Linked DNA regions of Homo sapiens: region 2 is linked to region 1. A link is an interaction called in ENCODE POLR2A ChIA-PET data of the cell type or tissue named here. Cell type or tissue: HepG2. All regions are shown on one strand. Each heading gives the region's core, and the rest is flanking DNA. Links, peaks and the distances in the headings are about the cores only. Region 1 overlaps RAB31 (RAB31, member RAS oncogene family). Region 2 has its middle 17 kb from the start of TXNDC2.

Evidence for each region. Peaks named below come from ENCODE experiments on the same cell type or tissue, not always from the same donor. Only the 100,000 strongest peaks of a DNase experiment are listed, where the experiment ranks them.
Region 2: POLR2A ChIA-PET joins it to region 1 with 17 read pairs; 6 of 35 experiments call an interaction of 5 or more read pairs at or near these places.

The regions. Positions count from the first base shown.
Region 1 is chr18:9,798,447-9,808,731 of GRCh38, forward strand. The region is part of intron 3 of RAB31 (RAB31, member RAS oncogene family); the gene reads left to right. Among named protein-coding and RNA genes, the nearest start is that of TXNDC2, 82 kb to the right of the region's middle. In HepG2, for the core only: no CTCF peak of the experiment used is centred there; a DNase peak (open chromatin) is centred at 4,955; H3K4me3 peaks cover 1,318 bases.
Region 2 is chr18:9,864,150-9,874,434 of GRCh38, forward strand. No RefSeq gene overlaps it. Among named protein-coding and RNA genes, the nearest start is that of TXNDC2, 17 kb to the right of the region's middle. RefSeq lists a cis regulatory region at 5,569-6,171 and an enhancer at 5,878-6,037. In HepG2, for the core only: no CTCF peak of the experiment used is centred there; a DNase peak (open chromatin) is centred at 5,892.

The DNA.
Region 1 (10,285 bases), core at 3,099-7,098:
TTGCTATTTGTTCTGTCTCATTAATTATTGGAGTCCCGTGAATTTTATTACCCCTCTTTATCATCATAGAAATGTTATTGTTCTTTTAGTTTTCATAATTTTAAACAAACAATCACTTTGGGTTTATGATTTGACAATATAAAGACAGATTTCTTTTTTTCTTTCTTATTTTATTTTATTTTATCTTTTTAAGACAAGGTCACACTCTGTCAGCCAGGCTGGAGTGCAGTGATGCAATCATAGCTCACTGCAACCTCAAACTCCCAGGCCTGGTCAATCCTCCTGCTCCAGCCTCCTGAGTAGCTGAGACTACCAGTGTATGCCACCATGCGCAGCTAATTTAAAAAAAAAAAAAAAATTGGGCCAGACACAGTTGCTCACGCCTGTAATCCCAGCACTTTGGGAGGCCGAGGCGGGCAGATCACGAGGTCAGGAGTACGAGACCAGCCTGGCCAACATGGTGAAACCCCGTTTCTACTAAAAATAGAAAAAGTAGCTGGGCGTGGTGGCACTTGTAGTCCCAGTTACTTGGGAGGCTGAAGTGAGAGAATCGCTTGAACCCAGAAGGCGAATGTTGCAGTGAGCTGAGATTGCACCACTGTACCCCAATCTGGGTGAAAGAGCAAGACTCCACCTCAAAAAAAAAATTTGTTAGAGATGAGGTCTTGCTATGTTGTGCAGGCTGGGCTTGAACTCCTGGCCTCAAGCAATCCATTTCACTTGGCTTCCCAAAGTGTTGGGATTATAGGCGTGAGCCACCAAGCCTGGCCAAAGACATGGATTTCTGTGTCCTTAAAGGAAGAAAGCTCCGCTCAGTGCTTTGCTTGTGTTCATGATTCAATATTTATTTATTTGTGGAATGATTGCACCAAGTTCTGCCTAACATACACAGCATTCTGGTTAATGTCCTACTTACTGCCCAGTAATAATTCTATCTTATATTTGTGGTACAAATTTGTACTCTTGGAAAATTATTTTTTCTTCTCCTGAGCACAGGAATCTCAAAGGATCCTCCTCCTCTTTATATAAGAGAGTATTCATTCTATTTATTTTTATTTATTTATTTTAGAGACAGGGTCTCACTCTGTCACCCAGGCTGGAGTGCCATGGCATGATCATAGCTCATTGTAGTCTCAAATTCCTGGGCTCAAGCGATTCTCCCGCCTCAGCCTCCAGAGTAGCTGGGACTACAGGTGCGCCACCGTGCCCAGCCTATTCATTCTTGATACTGTCTGAATGTTGCTTTTGCTTTTTTAATCCAACTGTGTGTCATGGGCATCCTATCTCATTCATTCAGTGGTGATATGGTAATTCATAGGGTGCATCTATTAACAAAAATGTTTTTTGAAAAATTTAACCATTTCCCAGTTGAATCCCATTTGTTGGAAGCTTGACATTAGTAAGATTTGTGCATGGTGTGTTGTACCACCAAGGACTATGAAGAGGGGAAGAGTGCCATTGGGCTCCCTCTGTTGTACCATCAGTGTGGCCTTTGGGAAGTTTTTATCCTGTCCTCTTGGAATGGGTTATTGTGCTGGTTTCTGCTTCACACCAAGCTGTGAACAGTACAGAGTAGCAGGTCAGCAGGCACCTTTGCAAGGATGTACACAGGAGCCATGCCTAGAGCGGTCCATAGCCGACAGAAGGTAATTTACCTGCCCAGCTCCCTGCGGGAGCCTAGAGTCAACACATAGAGTGGCTTTTAGCGAGAGGAGCTGAAAAGCAACATTGTCATAAATAAGGCATGCGTTCATGAAGAGGTGAAGAGCTGGGGATAATACTTTCATCTGCCAGCGGCCCCTCCTGGGTTCTCTTGCTCTATATACCATGGAGGACCAACTTCTTCCAACCTGAAACTTTCTTCAGCCATCTCCCTTCCATTTTTTTCCACCGTGCTATACTTTTACACAGTTCATGACGTTCCAACACAAATTTCCCATTAAAAAACCTGAAGCTGTAGAGCTAATGTTTGACTTTCCATGGCTCTGAAGATATATTTATTCCTTCCTCTTGGCTCAGACGGCCCCTCCCCATGTTGGAAAATGGTTTCTAAAAAGAGCCCAGTGAAGCGGCAGTGGTGGAATTCTCTGTACTTTTTCCTTGGCAGGGAGTTCTTTCCCTGACCCCCTTCTTACCTGTTCTAGACCCACTCAAGCTTCTGTCTCTGAGCTTTCTGTCCTCATTCTCTGTTGGCCTTGGAAGCAGATGAGCCAACTTTCATCTTTTCTGGATAACCCACTCTGGAGCTTTAGCAGTTAGAAATCACATTCACTGAAAATTGCTTTTGTCCACATTTGTTTCTGTGTTGACTATCAGTATGTGGAGTATGACCAGCCCCCCTTTTTTTTTATTTAAAAACAGCTTTACTGAGATCCGATTCACGTACCATACAATTTATCCATCTAAAGTACGCACCTTGGTGGGTTCTGATGTGTTCCGAATTGTTCAACCATCAGCACAATCCATTTTAGAGCATTTTTATCAGTCCAGAAAGAAACGCTTATGAATTAGCAGTCACTCCCAGTTCCCCCTCTACATCCCCCAGCCCTGGGATACTTTCTGTCTCTAGATTTGCCTAATCTGGACATTTCACACAAATGGAATCATACAACCTGTGGTTCTTTGTGACTGGATCCTTTCACTTAGGATAAGATTATCAAGGTTCACCTTGTGGTGTGGGTCATAAAAGTATTTCCTTTTTATGGCAGAATAATATTCCATTGTCTGGATAGACCACATTTTGTTTAGCCACTCATCAGTTGATGGATATCCACTTTCCCCCAACTTTTTGGCTATTATGAATAGCTGTGAACATTCATGTACAATTCTTTGTGTAGATTTTTTTTTTTTTTTTGAGATGGAGTCTTCTCTGTCGCCTAGGCTGGAGTACAGTGGCATGATCTTGGCTCACTGCATCCTCTGCCTCCTGCTTTCAAGCGATTCTCCTGCCTCAACCTCCCCAGTAGCTGGGATTACAGCCAGCTGCCACCATGCCCGGCTGATTTTTTGTATTTTTAGTAGAGACAGGGTTTTACCATGTTGGCCAGATGTCTCAAACTCCTGACCTCAGGTGATCCACCGGCCTCGGCCTCCCAAAGTGTTGGGATTACAGGTGTAAGCCACCGTGCCCGGCCAGATGCATGTTTTTAAAAATCTCTTAGGTATGTATCTAGAAGTGAAATTGTTGGGTCATATGGTAACTCTATGACTAGCATTTAGAGGAACTGCCAAACTGTTTTCCAAAGTGGAAAACTAGCAGTGTGTAAGGCTTTAGTTTCTCCATATACTCACCAACACTTGTCTTTGCCTAACCTAAGGTCGTAAAGGTTTACTCCTGCATTTTCTTCTGAGAGTTTTATAGTCTTAGCTCTCACTTTTATCCCTGTGATGCATTTGGAGTTAATTTCTGTCCATGTTGTAAAGACAGGATCCAGCTTCATTCCTTGCAGGCAGCTGTCCAGTTGTCCCAACACAGTTTATTGAAAAGACTATTCTTTGCCCGATTGTCTTGGCATCTTTACTGAAAATCACCTGACCATAAATTTGAGGCTCTGATTCTGGACTCTGAGTTCTATTCCTTTGATATACATTTTTTCTCCTTATGCCAATACCACATTGTCTTGATTACTGTAGCTTTGTAGTAAGCTTTCAAATTGGAAAATGTGAGTTCTCCAACTTCGTTCTTTTTCAAGATTGTTTTAGCTATTCTGTGTATGTTGCATTTCCAAATGAATTTTAGGATCAGCTTGTAAATATTTATCAAAAGAATCCAACTGGGATTTTGGTCAGGATTATGTTGACTTTGTAGATGACTTTGGGGTTACCTGCTCCTTAAACCTGTAAATTATCAATGATAAGCAAGTTGCCAGCTGTCTTTCAACTCTTTGGAATTTACATGTAGGTTAGAAATGCTGACCTCAGAGAAAAAATTTTGAATAAAGAGTTAGGTCAGGCACAGTGAATCATACCTTTAATCCCAGTACTTTGGGAGGCCAAGGTGGAAGGATAGCTTGAGCCCAGGAGTTCAAGATAAGCCTGGGCAACATAGTGAGACCCTGTCTCTACAAAAAATAAGAAACTACCTGGGTGTGGTGGTGCATGCCTATAAGAGGGATCCACACTGACATCCTCCAGGAGCCCACGGTTTAATGCATGCAGTCAGGAGATCTGGCCACCCCAGGCTGTTCAGCCATACCGCTTGTTCACCTCCTTCAGATTAATTTTGCAAGTGACTGCCAGTCTGCATGGTTTGAAAGATTAGGTGTTTGGAGATCATGTGCCCAGAGGGCTGGGATGCACTGGCACAAAGCTGTGCGGAATCGCTGGGTCTGAATGGGTCCTTGAGAAAGCAAAGGAACTGGAGGCAGCAGATAGCTGAGGTCAAATTCAGGCTTTACAGACATCCAAAGAAACTCTTTTGCTGTCTTTCCTGCTTTCTTCAGGGCCCCAACATCTATGGTCAAAAAAGTGGTTCACTATTCATAGGCCATTAGTAAAGTCAGAGGAAATTTTGACCTTTGGAAGTTCTTGAAGAATGGAGCCTCTTACAAGCTCAGAATGAGCAGCTCCTTTCTTTCTCCTGCAGGCATTGGAAATACAGTCCCAGCTGGCAACACCAGCCAGCAGCACAGCCCGGAATCCTGCTCCTGACCTGCACCATCCCCACCAGCCCACGATAGAACGTTTTTGTAGGCATTCCTCCTCATGGGAGAGGATAGAGTACATGCGAGTTTTTGCTCTCCTCCCACCCTTTCACAAGAGCACTGTGCTTTCTTTTCTTCTCTTTTTCCTTTCTTTTTTTTTTTTTTAGGCAGGGTCTTGCTGTGTCACCCAGGCTGGAATGCAGTGGTGCAATCATAGCTCACTGCAGCCTTGACCTCCTGGACTCAAGCAATCCTCCTGCCTTAACCTCCCGAGTAGCTGGGACTATAGGCACCAGCCACTATGCCTGGCTAATATTTTTTGTTTGTTTTTTGTTCAGAGACAAGGTCTCACTATACTGTCCAGGCTGGGATGACTGTGCTTTCTACCAATGCAAACTGAGATCCCGGCAAGGGAAATATTCCCTTCCTCCATGCCCCTAGTAACTCTCTTGAAAGAGAAAACTGAGTGATGATTGTGTGGGGAGGAGGCAGGCCTGGAGCTTGAAGATAGGGTTTATGCTGTTGAAGTGAGATAAACAGCTGTGGTGAGGGCCATGCCTGCTGAGCTCCTTTAAGGAGAAGCCCCAGGAATCCTTCATTAAGCACTTTACAGCTGAAGAGTTTCATTGATATTTGAAAATTGGTGCTGGAAACTACAAAAGCAAAGTGTGAGCAGAGGTATTGGAGAGGGGCATGAGGGGACCCTGACGGCAGCTGTGCAGGTGGAGCAGGGACTGCCTCGGTCCACAGACGTGGCCCCCAGAACTGTCGTGCCATTTGCGGGGGTTGTGTCCTGTAAGAAAATAGGAATCTAGGTGCAGAACAGCCCTCCTGGGTGTCAGAATGCCAGCGACAGGAGAGAAGGAGGAAGGACATGTTCATATACGAAGATACCTTTCGGGAGTTCTTAGGGAAACACTGTAAACAGCTCTGCCCTGAGCCCGGGAGGTGGCCATGCTGGCAGTGAGGGATGTGGCCTGGGCCGTGGGAACACAGAGGCGGCCAGAGGGGAAAGCCTCAGAGCTGCGTGGACAGGCTTCTTCTGCTTACACACGGGCTTCTGCCCTGCTCTTGCCCCTCGGGGGTTCTTTTGTCACTGGAGACCCTGCTGTTGCCCTTTGCTCTCCAGTGCGTGTCCCCTTCTTCCATATGCCCCCTCCTTGGTGGGGACAGGCTGCTCTGGGAGGTACAGTGACTGCGCTAGATGAACACCTTCCCAGGTCAGGCAATGACATTTTGCTGATGTGTGTTTTAGTCTGGGATGCCCTGAGTAGCTTCTAATTATGAGGCACTGTCTGTGCCTCTTGGGTGGAGGCCAAGTTTCCATTCTGCCAACTCTCAGAGGACGTGGGGCCAAAACACAGAGCCGCTGAGACAGGAGTTTCAGGGGGTCTGGAGGTGGATTTGCCGAGAATCTAAGAAGCACTTCAACTAGTTTTGTTTCCTCTCCTCCCTTCCACTCCCTTTCCCTTCTGTCCTCTTCTTTTCTTTTATGGAGCTAATTTCCTACGTCTGGCTAAAATACAGTAGAAAAGCCCTATAAAGCCTATGAGTGTCACTCTTGAATAGGAAATTAGCAAATAGACTTTGTTTGGTAACAGAAGAACCTGTTCCTGAGGCGCTGACAGCCTGTCCTAACAGAGGCAGCTGGGCTGCAGTGAGCACGGACCTGTGGTAGGAAGACCTCTGCATCCAGAGTGGCCCGGTGGAAGGTGCCAGACTCCCCCTCACTCCAAAAAAAAGAGGAGGCTTTTTGAGGGCAGGGACCTTGTTACCTTCTTCACTTTCTTTTTTTGTTTCCAGTTGTTGCTGTAACAGATTGCCACACGCTCAGTGGCTTAAAACAACACAGATAGACTCCCTTAGAGCTATGAAGGTCAGAAGTCAGAAATGGGTCTCATGCCTGTGGTCCCAGATACTTGGAGGCTGAGATGGGAGGATCACTTGAGCCCAGGAGTTCAAGACCAGCCTGGGCAATATAATGAGACTCCCATCTCTACAAAAAGTTTTTAAAAAATTAGCCAGGTGTGGTGACATGCAGCTGTAGTCCCAGCTACTCAGGAGACCGAGACAGGAGGACCACTTGAGCCCAGGAGGTTGAGGCTGCAGTGAGCCGAGATTGCACCACTGCACTCCAGCCTGGGCAACAGAATGAGACCTTGTCTCAAAACAAAAACAAAAACATAAAAAGATTAAAAAAAAAAAAAGAAATAAGTATCACTGGAATAAGATTAAAATATCTGCAGACCTTAATCCTTCCTGGAGGTACAAGGGCAGAATCTTGTTTCCTTGCCTTTTTCAGAGACCACTCGCATTCCTTGGCTTGTAGCCCCTTCCTTTGTCTTCAGAGCCAGCAGAGTAGCATTTTAAATCTCTCTCCCACTCCCCTGCCTCTCTCTTTCACTGTTGAGGAGCCTTGTGAGGACACTGGGCCCACCCAAGGAATGCAAGATAATGTCCTCATATGAAGGTCAGCTGATGAGCCCTATTCCACCTCCCATGTAACCTAACATAGTCACAGGTGATGGGGATTAGGACATGGACCTCTTTGGGGGACACTATTCTGCCCACCACACTCCAGTTTCTCTGCTGCTCAGAACAGTGCCTGCCACATACTGAGCGTTCAAACAGTGAGATACTGTTTGTTGAATGAATGAATACATTTGATGTAAACCTGTGTCTTAATTATATCAACTGAAGCAACGTTTCATTTCAGAGAAGCAACACAGGAATGGAAAATGCATGGAATTTGGAGTCAAGACCTGTGTTCAAAGTCTTTTCCACCATTTAAGAGCTGTGTGTCGACTGGGCGCAGTGGCTCACGCCTGTAATCCCAGCACTTTGGGAGGCCGAGGCGGGCGGATCACGAGGTCAGGAGATCGGGACCATCCTGGCTAACATGGCGAAACCCCGTCTCTACTAAAAAAATACAAAAAAAGTAGCCAGGTGTGGTGGCAGGCATCTGTAGTCCCAGCTACTCGGGAGGCTGAGGCAGGAGAATGGCGTGAACCCGGGAGGCGGAGCTTGCAGTGAGCCGAGATGGCGCCAGTGCACTCCAGCCTGGGCAACACAGAGAGACTCCGTCTCAAAAAAAAAAAAGAAGAGCTGTGTGTCTTTGGGCAATTCACTTAACCATGCTGAGCCTCAGTTTTCTCATCTGAATAACAGGAACAACTCTGTCTTCTCTCCCTGGTTTCACAGGGTTATTGACTTTTATTACATGCATTCAGTCATTAAATATTTGTCGAGTCCTTGCTATGGTCCAGATAGGGATTCAGGGAAGGGTTCTCAGGGAGGGTGGCAGTTGATTAAAGGTGTGACAGAAGTGAGGGAGGGGCCTTGAGGATGCTGGTGGAGGAGGGTCCAGGCTGCTAGAAGGCGTCAGGGAAGGTGCGGAGGCTCGGTGGGCCTGCCTCTGTGTTTAGGGAGCAGCGAGAAGGCCGGGGCTGGAGACAAGCAGGGGAGGGGCCCAAGAAGGGACCAGGGCGGGCCCAAGAAGGGACCAGGTCCCACCCAAGATGCCACAGAATGGAGCTTGGCTTTTATACTAAGTTTGAAGGATTCTGAACAGGGAAGTGAAACAATTGGATTTATATAGGAAGAAATCAATCACTCTGATGTTCAGTTAACATAAGATGATGTCAAGTATTTGCTTCAAAAGACTCCAGGGGGTAGGAATGGAGCGGGAGGTGAGACGAGGTAGAAAGGAAGCCAGTGGTCCATGTGTTAGTGGTGATCTTGAAGTCAGGGGATGAGAAGATGGAAGTCCATTATTCTAGTCTCTCTTCTTGTGGATATGCTTGAAAATTTCCACAGTGAAAGTTAAAAATAAATACATTCTGTGGTCAGTGTAAATAAATATCATAATCCAGCACTTCAAAACAGGATCTCTCTGGTGGCTGTGTGGCCAGTTTGGAGCTCACTGGATATCTGAAGGCTCTTGTGGAAACTTTGGACGTCCAGTCAAGGCAAGACGAACTTTGCTCGGACAGGAGGGAGGTGCGGCTGCGTGAGAGCTGGGGCTGGGTCTGAAGGCCGTGCTGGCTAGCCTGGGTTGGCACACAGCAAAGTGCAGAGTCTAGGGCTCTAGGCACATGGGGGTAAATGACACCGTATGTTTTTGAGTGCATCTGGTGTGATGGGGCATGTTCGGAGGCCTCCTCAGGGCTGTGCAGCGAAGATACTGTCCCACACAGTGGGCTCTTGTCTTGAACATGGTACGCTTACTGTGACCTTGAGGCTAAGGATGGGAGAGACCAAACCAGCCTGGGCAGAGCGGAGAGAGGGCAAGATGAGACTAACTTTCTGTGATCGTCATGGCCATCCTGGCTTTCCCCGCAAATGCATATCACGGTGGCTGTGTATGATGCGAATAGACATACCTAGGAGTGGGGTGGGGCATAGTTCTGGAGTTTTAGGAAATTCCACTTGTTTGCCAACATGCAGGTACATGAGCTGACGTTCACTGCCCTTGGACGATTTCATGGGTGGGAAAAAATGCATTTCTACAGCATCTTAAATCATTGATTTATTTTTTATACATTATTCTAGGGATTGGAATATTCCAGTTCATTACATTGTCTTTTAAAAAAACACTAATCCAGCGGGGTGCAGTGGCTCATGCCTTTAATTCCAGCACTTTGGGAGGCCAAGGCAAAAAGATCACTTGAGCCTCGGAGTTTCAAACCAGCCTGGGCAACATAGCGTGAACTTGTCTCTATAAAAACTTAAAAAAAAACTTAACCGGATATGGTGGCACACACCTGTAGTCCCAGGTACCTGGGAGGCTGAGATGAGAGGATTACTTGAGCCCAGGAGGTTGAGGCTGCAGTGAGCCGTGGTGGCACCACTGTACTCCATCCTGGACGACAGAGCGAGACCCTGTCCCAGTCAATCAATAAAAGTAATCCATGCCTTCCTCCCAACATCGTTTTTGTGGAAAGATGTTTGGATTTGTGTTGTGTCATTTTCTGCTAAATGAGGCTTGCAGCACATTTGTCAGAAAGGAGTCAGGTGCTCATCAGGTCTCTTCTAAAACCCAGCTTCCTCCTGGTACTGTTGCTTCAACCCTTGGATCCCTGAATGCTGAGAAAGCTTTTTGGCTCTAACAACACATTCAAAGAAAAATGAAAGAAAGGGAAAAAAAGAAAAAGACACCCCCTGTCATTGCAGAAGTAATGTATTATGATATAATAGAAAGGTTTTTTGAATAATTCAGAAACAGCAAAGCAAGTGGTGGTTTGTCTGTACTGCCGTTATTCAGAGAGAACATCTTAACAGTTCGATGTATTGTCTCCCAGTCCCGTTTCATTCAACTCTGCATACACTCGGGTTTTAGGACATCTGAGTAGGCATATTAACTAGGCCTCTGCTTTTCTGTGGAGAGAGAGGGTCTATGTAAAAGTCGGAAGCATTCTTCTGAATGGCACAGAAAGAACATTCAGTAATGTGTTTTTCCATTCAACTTTTGCCAGCTGAGAATGTTGAGAATTTCAGGAATTTTCTTCTACCCCTTCTCTCTTTGTTTGAATCCCAGTGGACCTTGGGCTCTTTTTGGCATCTGCCCTTGACGCTCCCTTATGGTGGCCTTGCACCTGACCTGCCACAGAGCAGCATAGGCGCCCAGGCCGAGCCTGAGCGAC
Region 2 (10,285 bases), core at 3,756-7,755, 66 kb after region 1:
ATGAGCATTCATCTCCAAGAGTGTCTCCTCTCAAGTTTCTAGACATAACTGCAGCAACGGGCGTTTTGTACATATGTGAAGCCATCTTCTCCCTTGCATTCCAGTGTTCTATTAAAAAACTGAAAACACCAAGTGTTGCCTGGTATCCTGAAAATAGGCAGTCCCATATATGCTGGTCAGAGTATAAATTGGTGTAATCTTTCTAGAAAGCAGCTTGACAATGTATGTCAAAAACATTTGAAATTATCATATCCTATAAGCCACTAATTCTATTTTTCTTTCTTTCTTTTTTTTTTTTTTTTTGAGAAGAGTCTCACTCTGTTGCCCAGGCTGGAGTGCAGTGGCGTGATCTCCACTCACTGCAAGCTCTGCCTCCCGGGTTCACGCCATTCTCCTGCCTCAGCCTCCCGAGTAGCTGGGACTACAGGTGCCCACCACCACACCCGGCTAATCTTTTGTATTTTTATTACAGATGGGGTTTCACCGTGTTAGCCAGGATGGTCTCGATCTCCTGACCTCACGATCTGCCCACCTCGGCCTCCCAACACTAATTCTACTTTTCTATTTCTGGAAATTAATTTTACCTTTATGTGTGTGTGTATAACAGAAATATTATCTATTACTGCAAAACACATTTGTTTTGCCCCAAACTTAAATTGGCATAAAACAATAAACAATTATTATCTTACAGTTTCTGAGGGCAGGAAGTTGAAAATGGCTTAGCTAAGTGTTCTGGCTAGGGGTCTTCAGATGTCATCTGGGGCTACAGTCATCTGAAGGCTGAACTGGGGCTGGGATTCTGCTGCTGAGGTGGCTCACTCACTGGTTGTTGGCAGGAAGCCTCCGTTCCTCACCAGGTGTGCCTCTCCATGTGCTTCTTCATGGCCTCATGATGTGGCATGAGCCCCATTCTGTCTGATCCAGAAAGCTGAATGTAGTCTTCCAGCTGTTCACAGTGGCTTCTATTGTCTTAGGCTTCAACTTGTTGTCAGGATTTAACCCTCCGCCCTTTCTTCCAGGATAAGTGAATGGGAAAGAAGGATGTGTTGAAGCTTCTGGAGGGCTTATTGCACCCACAGGGAGGGGATGTATCTAATTGCTGCCCCTCATTGGCACCTCTTGCCTTCTGTGAAGGTCTGACTCATCCAGCCTGGTCTCTGGTGATAGCCCCATGCCCACTGTCACCTCTGGTCACAGGGTCCACAGTGGTCTCTCTGTCCCCCCATGTTACACACTTGGCTCCCTAGGTTCACTTCCATACCCCATTTAGAGTACCTGGGAGATACTGGGTGGGAGTGTGAACATTTGGCTCCACATTACTTATGCAAATTTCTGCAGCCAGCTTGGATTTCTCCTCAGAAAATGGGATTTTCTTTTCTATCACATTGCCAGACTGCAAATTTTCTAAACTTTTATGCTCTGCTTCCCTTATAAAACCAAATGCCTTTAACAGCACCCAAGTCACCTCTTGAATGCTTCTCTGCTTAGAAATTTCTTCCGCCAGGTACCCTAAATCATCTCTCTCAAGTTGAAAATTCCAGAAATCTCTAGGGCAAGGGCAAAATGCTGCCAGTCTCTTTGCTAAAACATAACAAGAGTCACCTTTGCTCCAGTTGCCAACAAGTTCCCCATCTCCATCTAAGACCACCTCCGCCTGGACTTTATTGTCCATATTGCTATCAGCATTTTGGGCAAAGCCGTTCAACAAGTCTCTAGGAAGTTCCAAACTTTCCCACATTTTCCCTTCCTCTTCTGAGCCCTCCAAGCTGTTCCAATCTCTGCTATTACCCAGTTCCAAAGTCGCTTCCACATTTTTGGGTACCTTTTCAGCAGCACCCCACTCCTGGTACCAATTCTTTGTATTAGTCCATTTTCATGCTGCTGATAAAGACATATCCAAGACTAGGCAATTTACAAAAGAAAGAGATTTAAAGGACTTACAGTTCCACATGGCTGGGGAGGCCTCACAATCATGGTGGAAGGCAAGGAGCAAGTCACATCTTACGTGGATGGCAGAGAGACAGCTTGTGCAAAGAAACTCCCATTTTAAAACCATCAGATCTTATGAGACCCACTCAGCATCATGAGAGCAACACAGGAAAGATCCGCCCCCATAATTCAGTCAGGTCCCACTGGGTTCCTCCCATGACACATGGGAATTGTGGAAGTTACGATTCAAGAGGAGATTTGGGTGGGGCCAAATCATATCATATCAGCCAAACCATATCAGCTGGAGATGTAGGTCTCCTTCCAGGAGGTGGCAGAGGGCTGGAGATGGGTCCCCTTCCAGGAGGTGGTGGAGAACTGGAGACGGGTCACCTTCAGGAGGTGGTGGAGAACTGGAGACGGGTCACCTTCCAGGAGGTGGTGGAGAACTGGAGATGGGTCACCTTCCAGGAGGTGGTGGAGAACTGGAGACGGGTCACCTTCCAGGAGGTGGTGGAGAGCTGGAGATGGGCTCCCTTCCAGGAGGTGGTGAAGAGCTGGGGCTGGATCCCTTTCCAGGAGGTGGTGGAGAACTGGAGATGGGCCCCCTTCCAGGAGGTGGTGGAGAGCTAGAGATGGGCCCCGTTCCAGGAGGTGGTGGAGAGCTGGGACTGGATCCCTTTTGGAGAGCTGGGGCTGGGCCTGCCTTCCAGGGCCTTACCTAGATGGCGTCTTGAGTGTCAGCTGCCTGGGCCTCTCCGGTGCTTTTCTTGCTGCAGCCAGTGGGAGGAGGGTGGTGGGTGGAGTATGTCTTTACAGCAACTTCACCCAGGCTTGCCCTTTTAGGTTCCTGAATCTTCTGTTTAGTTCCAGACTCTTCCCCTAGTCTGGGGCACTTTAGAGAGTGAAAGGGCTGCTGGGACAGCAAGAGTAAAGGGTAGTTCTGAGCATACTGGGATGTGGGATCATTCTGGTCTAACCTTCTACACATCTGGCAATGGGGGAGGGTGTATTGGAGGACAGAAAATTCATGAGTTCCTGGGTAAGCACCTTATCACCTATCTTTGTAAAATTGTCCATCCGTCCATCATTCCAACAAGTGTTTATTGAGTGCTACTATGAGTCAGCTGGTGAACTAGTTTTTCATGCTCCATGAGATTTCTGCAATTACCAAGCTTACAAAGGAGAGAACGAAGAGAAGGGAAAAGACAAGACAACTGAGAATGGCAAGAATGAGGAGTTCATTCAACTACAGACAGGGCAGCGTGACTGGAGGAGGCACTCTGACCACATGGGTAGGAACCAGGGACTGGGGAGTCAGCCCCACCCCTTACTCATCAAATGATTCTGAGCAAGTTACTTGGTTTCTCTGAACCTCAGTTACCTCTTATAAAATGGGAATAGTATCCACATCACAGGGTTAATGTCAACGTGAAGTGAAATCATTGTTTGCAAGACACTTAGGACAGGGAACTGAGTGGCTATGATGATGTCCTAGGCTTCAGCCTTTGCCCTGAAGCTGAGAAGCATTCTTTTTCCCTGTCCTCTTAGTTGCTACGTTCTTTTTTTTTCTTTTCTTTTCTTTCTTTCTTTTTTTTTTTTTTTTTATACTTTAAGTTCCAGGACACATGTGCAGGATGTGCAGGTTTGTTACATAGGTGTACATGTGCCATGGTGGTTTGCTGCATCTATCAACCCATCATCTAGGTTTTAAGCCTCGCATTCACTAGGTATTTGTCCTAATGCTGACCCTCCCCTTTCCCCCCACCCCACAAAACAGGCCCCAGTGTGTGTTGTACCCCTCCCTGGTCTATGTGTTCTCATCGTTCAACTTCCACTCATGAGTGAGAACATGCAGTGTTTGATTTTCTGTTCCTGTGTTAGTTTGCTGAGAATGACGGCTTCCAGCTTCATCCACGTCCCTGAAAAGGACATGAACTCATTCTTTTTTATGGCTGCATAGTAGTCCATGGTGTGTATGTGCCACATTTTCTTTTTTCTTTTTTTTTTTTTTAGACAGAGTCTCGCTCTGTCGCCCAGGCTGGAGTGCAGTGGCACGATCTCAGCTCACTGCAAGCTCCGCCTCCCGGGCTCACACCATTCTCCTGCCTCAGCCTCCCAAGCAGCTGGGACTACAGGCACCCACCCCCATGCCTGGCTAATTTTTTTTGCATTTTTAGTAGAGACGGGGTTTCACTGCGCTAGCCAGGATTGTCTCGATCTCCTGACTTCCTGATCCGCCCACCTCGGCCTCCCAAAGTGCTGGGATTACAGGCGTGGGCCACCGCGCCCGGCCGCATTTGGGTTGGTTCCAAGTCTTTGCTATTGTAAATAGTGCTGCAATAAACATAGGTGTGTGGGTGTGTCTTTATAGTAGAATGATTTATAATCCTTTTGGTATATACTCAGCAATGGGATTGCTGAGTCAAATGGTATTTCTGGTTCTAGATCCTTGAGGAATCGTCCCACTGTCTTCCACAATGGTTGAACTAATTTACACTCTCGCCAACAGTGTAAAAGCATTCCTATTTCTCCACAGCCTCGCCAGCATCTATTGTTTCCTGACTTTTGAATAACCACCATTCTGACTGGCGTGAGATGTTATCTCATTGTGGTTTTTAGTTGCTGTATTCTTTTTTGTTCTGTTCCTTTTTCTTTTATTGGGAGGCAATGCAGTGTGCAGATTAAGACATCTGGAGTCAGACCACTCATGTCTGACTCCCAGCTCTGTAATCTGCTGGCAGTGAGACCGTTGGCAGATTGGTCCCTCTAAGCCTCAGTTTCCTCATATGCAAAATGCAGGTAGTAATTCATATGCACACACATACACACTTCTAGAATCCAAAAGCTTTGTAAACAGATTTTTTTTTTCCTGAGTTTGACATGGACTCATTTGGCAGCAGGACCAAACCTGAACTGACGTGATGCTCTTTATAATAGTTATTTATCCAACCAGGAGTGAGTATTTGTATATCTAGCTGCAGAAATACTACTGTGTTTCATGATAGGATCCTCCCGCTGACTGCTGGAATGTTCTGTGATAGATATACTATGTTACTTTGTAAAATCCAAAGTTCTGAGTTCTGAAAACATCTGCCCCCAGAGTATAAAGTATTGTCAGCGTGTGGTATTTACCCTCAGGTGTGTCCTGAGGACCGAGTGAGAGGGTGTGTGTGATGAGGCTTTCACACGGGGAGCCCCAGGCAGCTCTTGGGAATGCTATTCACATGGAAGGTGACACACTCATGGTGCCTCCCAAGTGGAGCCATGGGGTTTATGCTACAGAAGAATTGTTATGGCCCTGGCACCAAGCAAGCGCTCAAAAACAGTAACAGCCAACATGAATACAGGGGCTTGCTATGTGCCAGACACAGTTCTAGGGGCTTTACATCATATTATCTCTTTTTATCTTTACAACAGCCTTTATGAGGCAGACACTATTATCTCCACTTTACAAGTGAGGAAACCCAGACACAGAAGGTTAAGTAAATTACCCAAGACTTTCTGATCAAGAGAGACAAAAGTCAAAGATCAGCTACTACTGTTTTCTCCTTTCTTTCCTCTCATTATAAGTGCTGCACATAATAAAAGAATGAAGAAAAGGAGATCCATGATTAATGAAAATTTCCCAGGAGCTACTTTCAAACTGTATCTCATTTTATCCGCAAAACAAATCTGAGATAGATGTGAAATTGTTCTCCTTTTACAGAAGGAGCATGGAGAGCTTAAGGGACATAAGGAGGGCAAGTGCATTCATGCGGAGGTCCGTCCTATGTCCTATTCCAAAACCCATTGTTGCATCTCAAGAGGAAGTTTTGACAGGGGAGTTAAGGGTTAACCAGCTCAGGCTGGAAATGCTGAATCACCCAATTAAAGGAGACTTGCTGCTTTGATGGGAAGGTCTGATCCAAAACTGCTGGGGTGACTCTCCTTGACCCTACCGTTTGGGCAGCTTCATTTATCTTTTCTGTGTCCCTGACCTTGATGTTGAAACCATTACTCAACCCTCAGTGAAGTTCTTAACCGGCTTTTTTGAAATGACTCATGCATCAAGGTCCAGCCATCTTGACTTTGTAGGGCCCGATGCCCTGAATTAGCTTCTGAGAACCCAGTGCCCAAACTGGTGTCCCCAGGTGGGCCTGGCAGACCATAGGTGGCAGCTTTCTCGGTTCTCCTTCACTTCACTTCTCTCTGGATGTGTGCGTGCTTTTTCTCTCATTGCTAAGGCACGCCCCAAGCTTTTTGCTTATTTGTTTTTATTTTCATCTTAAAATCACCCATGCACTGTTTTACCCCTCCCATCAACCTACCTATATGCATAAATCTTCTCTAGTTTTGATCAGCTGTCTTTTTTTCCTCCTCCAAGCCACCCTCTCTTCCCTTCTCACTAAAGAAATTCTTAAATGAGAATCATGATGTACTCACTTGATCATCTAGTCACTGCTCGCCTGAATTCAGTCCCTCCCCCAGCTCTGCACTTTCAAAGCCTATCCCCTCTTTCCACTCTCCACTCTCAGAGGGCAGGTGAAGCTGTGGGCCCCTCTCTCCCTCCTGGACCCTCCTTCTCCAGCCCAGAAGCTGGTTCTGTGGTTTCTGCACTTCTTTTACTGCCCTTTTCATTTTCCTTTGCTGGCTCTTCTTAGAGCTTAAATGCAGGTACTTCCTGCAAACGTGTGTTCCTATTTCTCCTCAGTACACCTTCCTTCTGATTTCATCCAACTTTATGGCTTCAACTATTGCCTCTGGGTGTCTGGCTTCTACACTGTTGTCTAGCCTGACTGCTTTCCAGAGATCAGAGCTTGATTTCCAGCTGCGGAATGGGTGTACTGAAGTCCCCTCTTGCATGCAAATAGTGTTGCACCTTGTTAACAATGCCATTCCTGCGCTGCATTCATTCTCTCAGAGGCTCAGGCTTCAAATTTGAGAGCCAGTTTCAGCTCCTTTCAAGCACTGACCAAACCATGGAAATTCTATTTCTGAGTTTCTCAAACCTTTTTTCCTTCTTTCCACTGTCCTAGCATAGGCTTTTGATATGTTCTATCTTGATTATAGTGATAGTTTCTCAGTAGATCTCTTTGATTGTTATCTTTGGCTCTCAGAGCTAGCATAGAATATGCTAGCAGTGAGTGATGTAGGTACACAGCAAATCGTATCATTTCCTGAAAACTTTCTGTGAGTCTCTTATTGCAAATTAAGTAAAATTGCAACTCTGTAACCTGTGGTGAAATGCCCCTTTCATTTAGCCCAGCCTCCATCCTGGCCCCATCGCTGCCCAGGGTCCCTGCTCCTGCCCACATCACACCCTGGTTGCTTTCTCCTAACTGGAAGGCCATCCATCTTTGCTCCTCTCTGCCTGGCAATATACCACCCTGCGTCGGAGGCTGGGAAGCAATTTTAGGAGGCTTTCCTGGATCTCCCCAGGAGGAATCAGAGTCACCATAGAATTGGGGGCAGCAGGTTAGCCTATAAGTTAGGGTCAAATCGTGTTCACCAGAGACAGTGCATTTTTTGCACTAAACATCATGAGTCTAGTATTAAAATGTCATTTTTCTTCTCTACACTCAGTGTTGTAGCAGGAGACCAGGAAGTTAATTGTGATGACCTTCGTGAGTCAAAAAAGAGAAACTCACAAGATATGGGCACTTTGATCCTATCGTGCAAGTTTTCATTGAGTGTCTGGGTTATTCCACACTGCGCTGTAAAGACTGCAGATACCAAGGCATATCTTACCCTCAAGAAGCCTATATTTGGACTGGGAAAGAGAGATTTGTACCATATAACATCATTTCATGAAATGCATGGTGCTGACGGGACTGTGTTAATCTGTGACATTTTACCCTTTTTTTGGTTTAAACATTTGTTTTTCAATATTATGATTTTAAACTTTGGATGTATTGGAAACATGGGAATAGTGTCTTTCACCTCTCTCCAATTTCCTTTATTTCTTAAAATTAACGCATAATAATTGCACAGATTTATGGGGTACATAGTGATGTTTTGATACATACAATATATAGTGATTCTCCTTTTTCTTTACTCAGAGGCTAAGGTGGAGATGGTGGTCTGCCAGATGTTCATAAAGATCATTTCAGCAAAAATATTTTTTAAATTAAGTGTTTTAGTATAAACCTTCTTCAACTGTTTTCCATTATACAAGCTGTAATCCATCCATGCCTTTATTCATTCATGCATTAAGGGCCCACTGAATGCCACATTTGCTTACGGTGAGAATGAGCTTGGACCCTTCCCAGGAAGGAAGGTATTGACCATCTGTCTGAACATCTAAACATTGTCTGAACGTCGAAGCTACAATACACTAAAAGATGATTACTGGGGGCCTGCTGCTTTGCTTCTTTCTACCTGCTCCACCCCACTGTGGCTCCATTCGTTCTGAAGGCAGATGTAGCCTATAGTAGTCTGCTCACTTGTCTGGCTTCTTTAGAAGGTGGGCGTTGGTAGATTCAAAGAACAGCAAGCAGACAGCAACGTCTTTACACCATGAACTATGGTGCATTTGATAAATATTTTTAGTGGCATATTTGTATTAAAACATCAACAAACTTACACCTACCCTGAATCTTACCGAAGCAGCTCCACATGGAATTTTTCAGTAAATACTTACACCAAAGAGCTTTAAACATTACACTAGAAAGTCAGAAGTGGTCAGAGTAGGACCACTGCTCACAGCTCTATCTTGGCAGGGTACCCATGGATCCTCAGTTAGATTTTCAGACTCTTTAGAGTGGAATCTAGAAGAGAAATCTTTCTTCTGCTAATACTGCTCACCTCTTGTAATAGACATTGCAGGTACCCTCTCCAAGCACAATTTCTTAGCACTGGCCTCTATTCTCAGATGACTGCTCACTGCAAACACCTGTGATGCTTTCAGGGTGGTTGTGGGGACATGCAGGGCCTGTGCCTAGGGCAAGCAGAGGTGCCAGGCTTACTGCCCCTAGACAAAATGTTCCAATGAAGTCTAGAGAGTTGGCATTACTCCCTCCCAGCTTGCCTTTGGTGTGAGCTTCAGTTGTACACAGTGGCAACTGACTTGATCACCTTCCAACTCCCCCTCCAGTGTCTCCTGGGATTATCTCCCAAATAAACTACTTGCACTCAAATTTTTGTCTTAGGATCTGCTTTTCAGAGTTTAACTAAAGTTTATAATTTTTTATTCAGTGATGAAATAAACAATAAACAAAACAACATGGGAATGCCATAAATGCGTATTGCTAAGAGAAAGAAGTCAGTCTGAGAAGGTTGCATACTATATTATTCCATTTTGTGACATTCTGGAAAGACAAAACTATAGAGACAATGAGCAAATCAGTGGTTGCTGTGGGTTTGCAGAAGGATGAGGGCTGACTAGGTGAAGCACATATTTTTTTAGGGCTATGAAACTATTCTGTATGGTACTGTAGTGGTGGTTAATAATACCATCTATTGGCTGGGAGCAGTGGCTCATGCCTGTAATCCCAGCACTTTGGGAGGCCAAGGTGGGCGGATCACGAGGTCAGGAGTTTGAGACCAACCTGGCCAACATGGTGAAACCCCATCTCTACTAAAAATACAAAAAATTAGCTGGGCGTGGTGGCAGATGCCTGTAATCCCAGCTGCTCAAGAGGCTGAGGCAGGAGAATCACTTGAACCCAGGAGGCGGAGGTTAGAGTGAGCCAAGATAGTGACATTGTACTCCAGCCTGGGCAACAGGAGTGAAATTCCGTCAAAAAAAAAAAAAACCCACAAAAAACAAAAAACAAACAAACAAAAAAAAACCCATCCATTTGTCAAAACCCAAAGGACTCCACAGCACAAAATAATATATGCAAATTTGAAAAAAACGACCGACAGAACAGGGTTCTAGGATGAAATGAAGATTGTGACAAAAGAATATACAGTCATAGCCTGGGTAGCATAGCGATACCCTGTCTCTACAAAAAAAATACAACAATTAGCCAGGCATTGTGGTGCACAACTGTAGTCCCAGCTACTTGGGGGACTGAGGTGGCAGGATTGCTTGAGCTTGGGAGGTTGAGGCTACAGTGAGCCTGTGTTCACACCACTGCACTCCAGACTGGGCAACAAAGTGAGACCCTGTCTCAAAAAAAGAAAACAAAAAAGAATATACAGTCATGCATCACTTAATGACAGGGATACATTCTGAAAAATGTGTCATTAGGTGGTTTCATCATAGTGTGAACATCATAGAGTGAAATTAAACAAACGTAGATAGTACAGCCTATTGCTCCTAGGCTATAAACCCCTAGAGCATGTTACCATACTGAATACTGTAGGCAATTATAACTTGATGGTATTTGTGTGCCTAATCCATACCTAAACATAGAAAAGATGCAGTAAAAAT